Linked DNA regions of Homo sapiens: all the other regions are linked to region 1. Evidence: chromatin contacts called from ENCODE Hi-C or POLR2A ChIA-PET data. All regions are on one chromosome and are shown on one strand. Each heading gives the region's core, a stretch centred on a gene start or an enhancer-like site at or near the end of the contact. The rest is flanking DNA. Distances are from core to core; before and after follow the strand shown.

The links. A loop is a pair of places that touch in the nucleus more often than their neighbours do. ChIA-PET counts read pairs that join two places held with the same protein, here RNA polymerase II (POLR2A). Pooled maps may share reads with other maps.
Region 2: a pooled map shows a loop between it and region 1 (2.8-fold over the local background). The contact joins two enhancer-like sites. A Hi-C loop is called at or near these places in 5 of 37 single-sample maps with no recorded cell type and 4 of 50 pooled maps. POLR2A ChIA-PET finds 5 or more read pairs at or near these places in 1 of 52 experiments (activated B cell).
Region 3: a loop to region 1 is called in a map of ascending aorta, with 2.6 times the contacts of the local background. The contact joins two enhancer-like sites. A Hi-C loop is called at or near these places in 1 of 168 maps with a recorded cell type or tissue (ascending aorta), 2 of 37 single-sample maps with no recorded cell type and 9 of 50 pooled maps. POLR2A ChIA-PET finds 5 or more read pairs at or near these places in 4 of 52 experiments (activated B cell, activated CD8-positive, alpha-beta memory T cell, activated T-cell and 1 more).

Annotation. Positions count from the first base shown.
Region 1 is chr20:36,466,102-36,470,125 of GRCh38, forward strand. The region is part of intron 7 of DLGAP4 (DLG associated protein 4); the gene reads left to right. Among named protein-coding and RNA genes, the nearest start is that of MYL9, 73 kb to the right of the region's middle. RefSeq lists an enhancer at 1,534-1,583. Within about 2 kb of position 1,695, at least 27 of the 41 ENCODE cell types and tissues checked have a DNase peak (open chromatin) inside an H3K27ac peak, as active enhancers do.
Region 2 is chr20:36,885,176-36,889,199 of GRCh38, forward strand. It overlaps TLDC2 (TBC/LysM-associated domain containing 2), which reads left to right. Exons shown (of 7, transcript NM_080628.3): 5 at 2,280-2,353. Among named protein-coding and RNA genes, the nearest start is that of TLDC2, 11 kb to the left of the region's middle. RefSeq lists an enhancer at 2,013-2,735. Within about 2 kb of position 2,181, at least 9 of the 41 ENCODE cell types and tissues checked have a DNase peak (open chromatin) inside an H3K27ac peak, as active enhancers do.
Region 3 is chr20:36,826,145-36,830,168 of GRCh38, forward strand. MTCL2 (microtubule crosslinking factor 2) reads right to left here. Exons shown (of 15, transcript NM_080627.4): 3 at 2,910-3,068. Among named protein-coding and RNA genes, the nearest start is that of MTCL2, 35 kb to the right of the region's middle. RefSeq lists enhancers at 1,409-1,468, 1,969-2,078. Within about 2 kb of position 1,927, at least 6 of the 41 ENCODE cell types and tissues checked have a DNase peak (open chromatin) inside an H3K27ac peak, as active enhancers do.

The DNA.
Region 1 (4,024 bases), core at 445-2,944:
GTCTTGGGGCAGGAATCACATGCCCCTAGGTTTTTAAACCAGCTCTCTAGAGGATGCTGGTGCTGAGAGCCTGTCGGCTGCAACCTGGGAAAAGCTGAACTGAGAGGACCCTGGTTTGCATGACAGCCTAGCTTGTTGCTGTGTGACCTTGGATTAGTCAGCTTTCTGTACCTCCGTTTTCCTCCCTATCAGATTGGGATGGAAATGAGAACTCGTGTAGTAACAGCCCCTCAATAAATGGCAGTCATCACCATCATCAGCTTTGTTTTGTGTGGGGATTGGTGGTTTTCAGAAGCAAGTCACCTTTCCCCTACTTGGTCCTGGCAGCAGGCACTGTCAAGTCAGACTGGGCCAGGGTGCAGGCTGTGGAATTGAACACCTGAGCAGGAATGAAGTCTAGTCCTTACAGGAATGTAATGAGGTTGATGAGGTGTGTGGTGTAAATCTCTCTCGGGTTCCCAGATTTCCCAGACCTGACTGTGGCTGCCTTTCCTCACTCAACCTGTGCTGGAATCAGCTGTGTTAACAGACAGACCCACCCATTCTTAGAAACCAAGGCTACCTTAAAGAGAAATACAAGCCACATTCTAGAGCTAAAACATGGCTGTTCCACAGCATGGAGGCAGGCCCAGGGACGGGTAGGGATGCCTAGGATCCCAGAGCAAGACTAGAGCCACATCTCTGCCTCCCTCCCCCGGGCTCCCTCGTCTCTGTACATCACTGGCCTGGAGCCCTGAGGTCTGGTTTGGCCAGTGAACAGTTTCCTCATGGGATAGGAGCAAGAGAAGTGGTCCCAAGTGGTCAAAGCGAGTCTCTCGCTCTTGCTCTCTCTCTCTCTCTCTCTGTCTCTCTCTCTCTCTCTCTGTCTCTCTCCTCTCTCTCTCTCTCTGTCTCTGTCTCTCTCTCTCTCTCTCTCCTCTCTCTCTCTCTCTCTCTCTCTCTCTCTCTCTCTCTCTCTCTCTCCCCCCCCCTTCTCTCGGCCCTGCCTTCCTAGCCCTGGGCCAGGCTCTGAGAGGATGGGGATTAATAGACAGACAAGGCGTCTCTGCCCTGAGGAACTTATGGTCTGACAAGAAGACAAGCCTACAATTATGAGAGACTGTGTGACACTCTGTAATTAAGCGTCTGCTGAGGAAAAGCATTGTCTGAGAAGGAAGAAGTGAGCATGAGCCAGAGGAAACAAGAGCCCTTTGAGGGGAGCTGGATTTGCAGAGGCAGAGGGTGGTGCCGACATTCCAGGGAGGTGGGTGCAGAGGGCATGGCTGGATGATAAGTGTGCATTTAGGGAAACAGCAGTATGCTAGTTTTGCTGAGGCATCAGGGCTCTGGCTGGAAAATCTGGGTGGAGCCAGGAGGTTGTAGGCAGTGTTAAACAGCTGAAAAGCAGAGGCACTGGGGAGGCATGGAAGGTTTTAGAGCAGAGGTAGCACAACTGGAAGACTTTCCAGAGGATGAATCAGGCTGGGTAAATTGGAATGAATAAAAATCACAACAGGGAGGAGGCTTTGCAGGCATCCAGATGACACAAGAGGGTGAGGTTTGGGTGGGGCCCATGGGAGTGGGAAGAGCCAATTGGGGTAGCAGAGGATGCTGTGCTCCCTTAGGAAAGCTTGGCCAGCGCTCTGATGGGCCAGAAGGGAAAATGTTGGGTGTTGCTGGTTTGGGGCAGGAAGTAGCAGTCTGAGCACATTTCTTGTACACCTGCTGTTTGCCTGGCTCTGCGCCAGGGGCTCCACAAGGGCGCTCATGAAATCTGTACAATAAGCCAGAGGCAGATGGACTTCCCATCCCTGTTTTGCAGATAAGGAAAAGGTAGCTCAGGCCCAAGGCCAACTGTCTCCAAACCGTGTCTCTTCCCACAGCTCAGCTCTGCTTCTTGGAAAGGGAACTCCTGCTTTTAGGGTCCCAAGGGGCTGAGCCTTCTTTCCCTTTAATTAGGAGCAAGCACATTTATCCTAAAAGCCCACAAATCTTGCTTTCTAAGGATCCTGAAGGTCAGGGTGCCAGTTTAGAATTCCTTAAAGGTGGAAGAGTCAGAGGAGCTAGGGACCCTCACACAAGCAGTTTTACACACTGGACTGTGAGAAGGTTCCGGAGTTGTGCTGTGTATATGTCCAGTCTGATAGTAGGCATGTCCACCACTGGGTCTGTTGGAATTCTCAGCCAGCCCCCACCAGAGAGGGGCCCAGCCAACGCAATCAGTCACCCACAAAGGCGGGAAGGGACTTGTCTCCAAGGTGCCTTGCACAGGAGAGCCAAGTGACGGAGGCTAGGACTCATTTCTCAGGCTGCAGCCAGGAATCCCCAGTGGGCAGAGGGAAAGGGAAGGGGACTAGTGCTTACACAGTGGCTACCATGGGAGGCAGCAGTGGTTGGTCCCAGTGTACAGCCAGGAAATTGATGGCTTGGCCGAGGCCTCCCAGCCAATCATTCTCTCTGTGTGCAGCCCACACTCCTCTGAACACAAACTTGGTCATGAGGCAGAGCAACCACATGGCAGGCACAGCCTCCAGGTGCCCCTCACCCTGCTGGTCCCTTGCCTCCAGCAAACACCCAGCATCTGTATGCCAGTTTGCTTTGGCAGATACTCTGAGCCCAGTGGTATGCAGGGTACAATTGTAACTGTAACCGTGTTCGTCATACCAAAATCTGGACAAAGGTTTTGAGAGATTTTTTGCTCCTTTGGAACAGAGGTGGCCTGAGAAATGCTATTTGGACTTTGGAACAGTGGACTAGAGTGACCTATGCTGTCCCTTTCCATTGTAGTAATTCATTTGATGACCATCTGGAGCCAGTTGCTTTCTCGTAAATTTGCTCATTCTCCCGTATATTCATTCTTTTTGTTTTGTTTCAGCACGTTGGTTCTGGATCTTTAATATTTGTTTAGTTTGTTTTGATTTGCAGAGCACTTTCATACACATTATCTCAGTAGATCTTTATCCAACTTTGGAAAGTATTACTATTCTTATCATCCTTGTTTTTCAGAAGAGGAAACTGAGGTTCACTGGTAGAAAGAGGCTTGACCAAGCTCACTGTGGCTGAGCTACTTATTCAATAAATATTTATTAAGTGCTGCTCTGTGCCTGGCAGTGAGCTGGCCCTGGGGAAACACTGACAGACAGAGCTGCCTTAAAGACTTAGTTTCTGACCTCCCAGAGTCTGCAGCAGCAGCACACCGAGATCTAGCCAGGATCCACCCCAGGCTCCTAACCTGCATCCTGGGCCCTCTCCACTTCAGGTCCCTGTAGTTTGGGCCTGTGGCTTAGGTCTAGACTGTTGCAGCCCGTGAGCCCTTATCCTGGAGCATCTTGGTATAAAGCAAGCCAAGGCATAAGTCTCTGCAAACCGAACTTCAAAAGTAACAAAAGAGGCTGGGCATGGTGGCTCACGCATGTAATCCCAGCACTTTGAGAGGCTGAGGCGGGCGGATCACCTGAGGTCAGGAGTTCGAGACCAGCCTGGCCAACATGGCAAAACCCAATCTCTACTAAAAATACAAAAATTAGCCGAGCGTGGTGGAACATGCCTGTAATCCCAGCTACTCAGGAGGCTGAGGCGGGAGAATTGCTTGAACCCGGGAGGTGGAGGTTGCAGTGAGCCGAGATCGCGCCATTGCACTCCAGCCTGGGCAACAGAGCAAGACTCTGTCTCAAAAAAAAAAAAAAAAAAGTAACAAAAGAGGTCTTCAGGAATGGCTTAATTATTAACAGGGTGAGGAAGGGCATCTCAGCAGAAGGCCATCTGCTCCTTCTCCCTGGGGGAACGTTGCCCAAGGGCTGCTTTACCTAAGATCCTTGTGTGAATTTTCTGCAGCCTCCAAATATTTGATTACACTCTGCACAGGTGTGGAGCTCTATGGCCATGTGCTGAGCTGGGGACCCTCCCCACCTCCTTTAATATTAAATGAGATGAAATAAAGTAAGGTCCTAGGATAGCAGGTCTGAAAAGGACTCTGGCCCAGCCCCTTCCTTTCCCATGAGTAGGAACTAAATCTCGGAGGAAAGGGACTTGCCAGGATCCCATA
Region 2 (4,024 bases), core at 931-3,430, 420 kb after region 1:
CAGAGAACTTCTTTTACTTTGTTATCTGCCTTCTCCCACTAGAAAGTCAGTCCGTTGAGGCAGAGGTTTTTGTCTATTGTATTCAGCAGTCTACCCAGTGCCTGAAAATAGTGCCTGGTGCATAAGTGCTTTAAAAAAAAATTGTTGAATGAAATGAGTAACTTTTTCAGGGGAGCCTGTCTTTCCAGTCTATTGTTATGGAATCTCATCTTCTAAAAAATTGGTTAATTCTTGGCTATCTCTGGCCTTCTGGCACTTGTATTCCTCATGAATTCGGTAGTTCGTTGATTGCTATTCCAAACGGCACCATGAACTTGGTCTCAATTCCTTCCACAGCAACGTGTATCTTACTCCTTCAGGTCAAAGGTCATGTCCTTCGAGAAAGTAGAGGAGGACTTGAATGATTCTGTCCCCTTGTGGTCACTTGTTAATATGATCTCATCTCTCCTGAGCATAGGACGTATCTTTTATTAGTCTGTTTTCCGGCTAAAAACCCTTTGGTTGCTCACAGCATTTTGGGCCACTGATTAAGGCAATAACATCCTATCGTTTTGCAGCCCTTTAAAACTATTTTGACTCTTGAATAATTTTTGCATTCAATAAATATATATGTTCCAGGAATACAGCCAGGAAGAAGACAGGCCACACGGAACTTAACGTCCTTAATATAAATAAATAAAGAGGAATGAAACAGGGTCTGGGAGGAAGGGCTACTTCAGATAGGGTGGTCCAGGAAATTTCTGAGATGATATTTGGGCTGAAGGATGAGAGGTGGGCCCTCTGAGGATCTAGGGGAAGAGCATTCTGGGCAGAGGGATTCTAGGTCAGGAATGGGCTTTGGGTGTTCCAGGGATGGAAAGACTGGTGTGGCTAATGTGTAGTCAATAAGGGGGAGAAGGGGCCAGAGAGAAAATCAGGGGTTAGAGCTGGCTGCACTTTTTAAGTTTTGACAGTTTTTTTGTTGTTTTTTAGAGTTGGGGTCTTGCGCTGTTATCCACGCTAGAGTGCAGTGGTGCGATCATAGCTCACTGCAGCCTCCACTCCTGGGCTCAAGTGATCCTTCCACCTTAGCCTCCCCAGTAGCTGGGACTATAGGTGCACACCACTGTGACCAGCTAGGTTTAAAAATTTGTTTTAGGGCCGGGCGCAGTGGCTCGAGCCTGTAATCCCAGCTCTTTGGGAGGCCAAGGCAGGCGGATCACGAGGTCAATAGATTGAGACCAGCCTGGGCAACATGGTGAAACCTGTTTCTACTAAAATACAAAAAGTTAGCCGGGCGTGGTGGTGCGTGCCTGTAGTCCCAGCCACTCAGGAGGCTGAGGCAGGGGAATCGTTTGAACTCAGGAGGCGGAGGTTGCAGTGAGCCAAGATTGCGCCACTGCACTCCAGCCTGGCAAAAGAGCGAGACTCTGTCTCAAAAGAGAGAGAAAAAAAATTTTTTTTAGAGATAGGGGAGGGTCTTACTATGTTGCCTTGGTTGGTCTAGAACTCCTGACCTCGAGGAAACTCCTGGCCTCAAGTGATCCTCCCGCCTCAGCCTACTGAGTAGCTGGGATTACAAGTGCACACCATCACACCTAGCTAGTTAAAAAATTGCTGGGATTACAGGCATGAGCCACTGCGCCAGTCCCAGGCTGCACTTCTGGCCATTGTTAAGGAGTTGAATTTTATCCCCATTGCAATGGGAAGCCATTGGAGGACTTAGGCAGAGGAGAGATAACATCTGATTTGGACGTAGAACAGATCACGCAGATTGCAGTGTGGGTATGGCTGTAGGTACAGACAGTGGATGCAGAGGGACCAGCTGGGAGGCTGTGATCCAGGCAGAGGACGGGATAGAAATGGCGGCAGGCCCGCTGTGTCTAGAGCTGCGAGGCTTGTTGATGAGCTGGATGTGAGGCAGCACTGAAGAGCAGGCGGGCTGGTGTTGTCCGGGTGAGAGTTAGTTAGAAGGGCAGTATCAGTTCCCACTCCTGGCCTGGACTGCTCCCCTCCTCCCTCCAGCTTTGGAAGCAGGAAGCCTCAGGGGTCGTTGTCCTATTCTAGAACAAAGAGGCTTCTAGGCTGTAGGAATTCAAACTAGAGGGCATGCGGTGGTGACTCCAAGGAGACTGAGAAGATAAACCCCAAGATCCCTGAGCCCGGAGTCCCACCTGCGGCTCGGTTGGGGCCTGGATGCTGTTCCCGCCACAACACTGCCATCCAGTGGTTCGGGGTCAAACTGCAAGGGCGGGACTCGCTCGCTTAGTAACCTGAGCCTTTCCCTATGTATCACCCAGGTCTTTAAGTGGACTGGAAGCAACTCTTTCTTTGTGAAGGGAGACTTGGATTCACTGATGATGGGCAGTGGCAGGTGAGTGTCTCAGTCTTCCCGAGTCTTGGGGCGGTCTGTGTTCTGGTCCCTTTCCCTCTGCCGAACTGCTGGGCTAGGCTGCCCTTGATGCAATGGCGAGGCTAGTGGGGAACTCTCAGGCCGTTCCCCTCATTGCTCAGCCTCCCAGCCAACCCCCTCAACCTCACGCTAAGCCAGTATTAAGGAGAAAGGATGCATGAGTGCCCCCACTGAAGTGTTACAGCTGGTGACAGTTTAGTCTGAATGTATGCAACTTTGGGAAAAGAATTCCACATGGTTGGATGAGACTAGCGTCAAGAGATGAGTGTGCCTCGTTTTTCCACCAGCCCAGGAATTGCAGGGGACATAACTCATTGCAGGAACCTCCCTCGGTGAGGACGGGGTAGAGAGAGGTAGGAAAAAAAAGTTGATCTCATCCTGGTGTGACCTTCACATTCAGGGGGCATGCGTCTTATCCTGAGGGCGGGGATGAGAGCATTGCTTGATTAGTACCAGGCAAATTCTTTGCTCTCCCAACTGCCTGAAAAGCCTCCACTGAGGGGCAGCTTGGCACAGAACACATCAGCCATTGCTGATCTGCAGGAATTCACTTCCTGGTTTCAGCCGAGGTTTTCTGTCAAATAAGGGGATTAGAATGGACGCTCTGAAGCATTTGGGCTCTCAGAGTTTGCACCCTGAGATGTACTAGCTTTGGTTAAAGAATTGCCATTTTGTTTTTTTTGAGACAGAGTCTCGCTCTGTCGCCCAGGCTGGAGTGCAGTGGTGTGATCTCAGCTCACCACACCCTCCGACTCCTGGGTTCAAGTGATTCTCCTGCCTCAGCGTCTCGAGTAGCTGGGACAACAGTTGCCCACCACCACGTCCGGCTAATTTTTGTATTAAGAATTGCTATCTTGGACCGAGCGTGGTGGCTTGTGCCTGTAATCCCAGCACTTTGGGAGGCCGAGGTGGGCGGATCACGAGGTCAGGAGATCGAGACCGTCCTGGCTAACATGGTGAAACCCCATCTCTACTAAAAATACAAAAAATCAGCCAGGCGTGGTGGTGGGCACCCGTAGTCCCAGCTACTCGGGAGGCTGAGGCAGGAGAATGGTGTGAACCCGGGAGGTGGAGCTTGCAGTGAGCCAAGATCGCGCCATTGCACTCCAGGCTGGGCGACAGAGCAAGACTCCTATCAAAAAAAAAAAAAAAAAAAAAAAATTGCCATCTTGACCAGGCGCAGTGGCTCACACCTGTAATCCCAGCACTTTGGGAGGCCAAGGCAGGCAGATCGCTTGAGGTCAGGAGTTCAAGACCAGCCTGGCCAACATAGCAAAACCCCATCTCTACTAAACATACAAAAATTAGCCAGGCATAGTGGTGGGCGGCCTGTAATACCAGCTACTAGGGAGGCTGAGGTAGGAAAATTGCTTGAACCCGGGAGGTGGAGGTTGTGGTGAGCCAGGGTCGTGCCACTGCACTCCAGCCTGGGTGACAAAGCAAGACTCCGTTTCAATAAATAAATAAATAAATAAATAAACAAATAAATAAATAAAGCTCTTAACCCCATGGGGAACAATGTGCTGAGTCCCCAATAATTCAGTATAAATTGCTTTAAGGGGCGATAAGACAGGTGAAACTGGGCTGCCGTCCTGGCATGGCCAAGAGCTGATGCTGGTGGCAGAGCCTGGG
Region 3 (4,024 bases), core at 677-3,176, 360 kb after region 1:
TACAGGTGCCCGCCATCACTCCTGGCTAATTTTTTTTTGTATTTTTAGTAGAGACGGGGTTTCACCGTGTTAGCCAGGATGGTCTTGATCTCCTGACCTCATGATCCGCCTGCCTTGGCTTCCCAAAGTGCTGGTCTTTTCTTTTCTGTTTCCCCCCTCCCCCTCCCCCTCCCCCTCTCCCTCCCCCTCCCCCTCTCCCTCCCCCTCCCCCCTCCCCCTCCCCCCTCCCTCTCCTTCTCCCTCTCCCTCTCGATGCAGGGTCTCACTCTATAGCCCAGGCTAGAGTCCAGTGGCACCATCATAGCTCACTGCAGCCTCAACCTCTTGGGCTCAAGTGATCCTCCCACCTCAACCTCCCTAGTAGCTGGGACTACAGGCATGCACAAAGATGCCTGGCTAAATTTCGTATTTTTTGTAGAGACGGGGTTTTGCCATGTTGCTCAGGCTGGTCTTGAACTCCTAGCCCCAACCAATCTGCCCACCTCTGCCTCCCAGAATGCTGGGGTTACAAGCATGAGCCACCACACCCAGCCTCATTCCTTCTTAAGGTTGAATAGTTTTCCATTATACATGTGTACTACACTTTGTTTATCCATTCCTCTGTTGATGAACATTTGGGTTGCTTCTACCCTCTGGCTATTGTGAGTTATGCTGCTATGAACACGGGTGTGTAAATATCTCTTTGAGTCTCTGCTTTCAATTCTTTTGGGATATACCTAGAAGTGAGATTGCTGGATCATATGATTGTTCTATGTTTAATTTTTGAGGAACTGCCATACTATCTTATTCTTTTTAATTTCTTCATAGTATTCTATGGCTACATAATCTTATTAATGATCCTAAACAACCTCATAGGCTGCGTACAGTTATCATCCTGCTTTATTTATTTATTTATTTATTTATTTATTTATTTATTTGAGATGGAGTTTCACTTTTGTCGCCCAGGCTGGAATGAATGCAGTGGCGCAATCTCGGCTCACTGCAACCTCCACCTCCCAGGTTCAAGAGATGCTCCTGCCTCAGCCTCCCAAGTACCTGGGATTACAGGTGCCCGCCACCACACCCAGCTAATTTTTTTTTGTATTTTTAGTAGACATGGGGTTTCGCCATGTTGGCCAGGCTGGTCTTGAACTCCTAACCTCAGGTGATCCACCCACCTCAGCCTCCCAAAGTGCTGGGATTACAGGCGTGAGCCACTGTGCCTGGACCCCCCTTTTTTTTTTTTTTTTTTTTTTTGGAGATAGGGTCTCACTCTGTCTCCCAGGCTGGAGTGCAGTGGTGCGATCTCACCTCACTGCAGCCTCCACTTCCTAAGTAGCTGGGACTACAGGCAGGCACCACCACACCTGGATAATTTTTGCATTCTTTATAGAGACAGAGTTTCACTATGTTGCCCAGGCTGGTCTCGAACTCCTAGGCTCAAGAGATCTGCCCACCTTGGCCTCCCAAAGTGCTGGGATTATAGGTGTGAGCCACCGTGCAGGCTTTGCTTGTTTGTTTGCTTGCTTATCCTGATGTCACAGATAAAGAAACTGAGACTTAGAGAGGGGAAGTGGCTTCAGGGTTCCAGCCACATCTCTGCTAAGGAGAGGCTGGGTGAACTCAGGCAAGCTGTTCCTCCTGAGCCTCAGTTTCATTACTTGTACCGTGACCTTAAGATGCTTTCAGAAATTGTCTCCCCTTTTCACTATCAAGGGTTGCAGCAGCAAGACGGTGTGAAGATGGTGCTCCGTGTTATGGGCCAGGCCATGGGGGTGGGCAGCTGAATGAAGGGAGGGGGCTAGCCACCCTTAGCAGCAAACGCCTCCTCTCCCTGCACACTGAGAGGGCATTGGCACATCACACCAACACACCCAGTGGGAAGGATGGCTGGAGGAATGTTCTGGCCTTGGGCTGTGGTGTCTCAGTCCAAGGACACTGGCAGGCTCGCCCTCGGGGGAGGAAGGCAGGCAGCGCCTGCAGCGAGGAGTGTGCCCTAGAAGAATGCACGATCCTCATATCTCATCAGCAGGCAGAGAGCTAAGGCCTGGCTCTGCCTCTAGGGCCAGAAGCCACCCCAGGCCATTTGGAACACAGAACCCTGGAATGGGGGGATTCCAGCCTTTAAGGGACACCTAGGCTGATGGTTTCTAGCCGGCATTCTGCAGAACCCCCTGAGCCCTGCATGGCCTTGAGGTTGTCCCTCCCTCTCTCTCAGGGGCTGTTTGCTCATCCACAAAATGGGCATGATCGCAACCTTGTTAGCATGAAAATGTTTGAGATAAACTGTCAAGCAGGGCGCATAACACACTGTATACCCAACACACAACAGGAGGAGAAGGTCTGCCAGGGGAGGAACTGGCATGAACAAACACAGACAGGAATGTGTCTCAGGGTCACATTCGGGAAGCACCAGTACCCCAGAGACACTGGCCTGAGACCCAGCCCCTGCACTGACTTCACACCAAATGGCAGGATCTCGCAGTCTCTTGCAGCCACTCCACATGCGTTATTCCTGTTGGTCCTCACAATGACTCAGGGCACCACTGCCCCATTGTATAGGTAAGGAAACTGAGGCACAGAGGGCTGAGCCCCATGCCTGACATTGTTGCATGTTTTCTCAGTTAATCCTCCCACAGCGGCTGTGGTTCTTTGATGAATGACTCTCTCTCTCATTACCCCGTGAGCTCCCTGAGGACAGGAACTGGGTGTGTTTTGTTCACCATTGTAACCTTAGTGTCCAGCACACAATTTACACAGTAGGTGCTCAGGAAATGCATGTTGGAGGAATGAATGAATAAACAACCTTGCCAGGGAGGCATAAGCTGCCCATTTCCCACAAGCGGGGGCTCACAGAGACACTGGCTTGGGGGGGCTTGCATGTGCCCACCTGCCCTAGGCTGGCCCTGCTGGATGCATGAGGTCCTCACCTCTCTCGGTCGCTCCAGCTCCGTCTGCAGCACCTGCTTAGCCAGCTCAGTCTCGATGAGCCGCTGACGAAGCTCTTCGTTCTCCTCCTCCAGCCGCGCCCGTTTCTTCTCCACCACCTCGAGCTCCTTATGCAGCCGCATGGAGATGTCCTTAGAGACCTGTGCAGGGGTGGGAGAGAGAAGGATGTGAGCAGGCTGAGGAGAGCCCCCACTGCAAGTCCCACTGACCACCCGACTTTCACAGCAGGGCAACCCTAGAGACAGGCAGGTTCCTATCGCATCACTGCCACGCTGCAGATGAGCAAACTGAGGCACAAAGAGACCAAGAAACTCATGAAGGAAGCAGTAGAACCAAAACCCAAACCTAGGTACCGCAAGCTCTCAGCATCTGTATCACAGCACAGCCCCAGAAAGCTGGGAAGACCCTGTTCTCAGGAATGCCTTTTCATTTACCTGAGGCTTTTTTTTTTTTTTTTTTTTTTGAGACAGGGTCTCACTATGTCTCCCAGGCTGGAGTGCAGTGGTGCAATCATGTCTCACTGCAGGCTTGAACTCCAGGGCTCAAGCAATCCTCTCACCTCAGCCTCCTGAGTAGCTGGGACTACAGGTATGCATAACCACAACTGGCTAATTTTTGCATTTTTATGTAGACACGGGGTCTCAGCCGGGCGCAGTGGCTCACACCTGTAATCCCAGCACTTTGGGAGGTCGAGACAGGTGGATCACCTCAGGTCAAGAGTTCGAGACCAGACTGGCCAACATGGTGAAACCCCATCTCTACTAAAAATACAAAAAATTAGCCAGGCGTGGTGGCAGGTGCCTGTAATCCCAGCACTTTGGGAGGCTGAAGCAGGAGAATTGCTTGAACCAGGGAGGCAGAGGCTGCGGTGAGCCAAAATCATGCCACTGCACTCCAGCCTGGGCAATAAGAGCAAAACTTTGTCTATAAATAAATAAATAAAAAGAAACGGGGTCTCACTATGTGGTCCAGGAGAGTCTTGAACTTGTGGCCTCAAGGGATCCTCCTGCCTCAGCTTCCCGAGTAGCTGAGATTACAGGCATGAGCCACTGTGCCTGCCTACCTGGGCTCTTCACACTTCCAAAGCCTCTCCCAG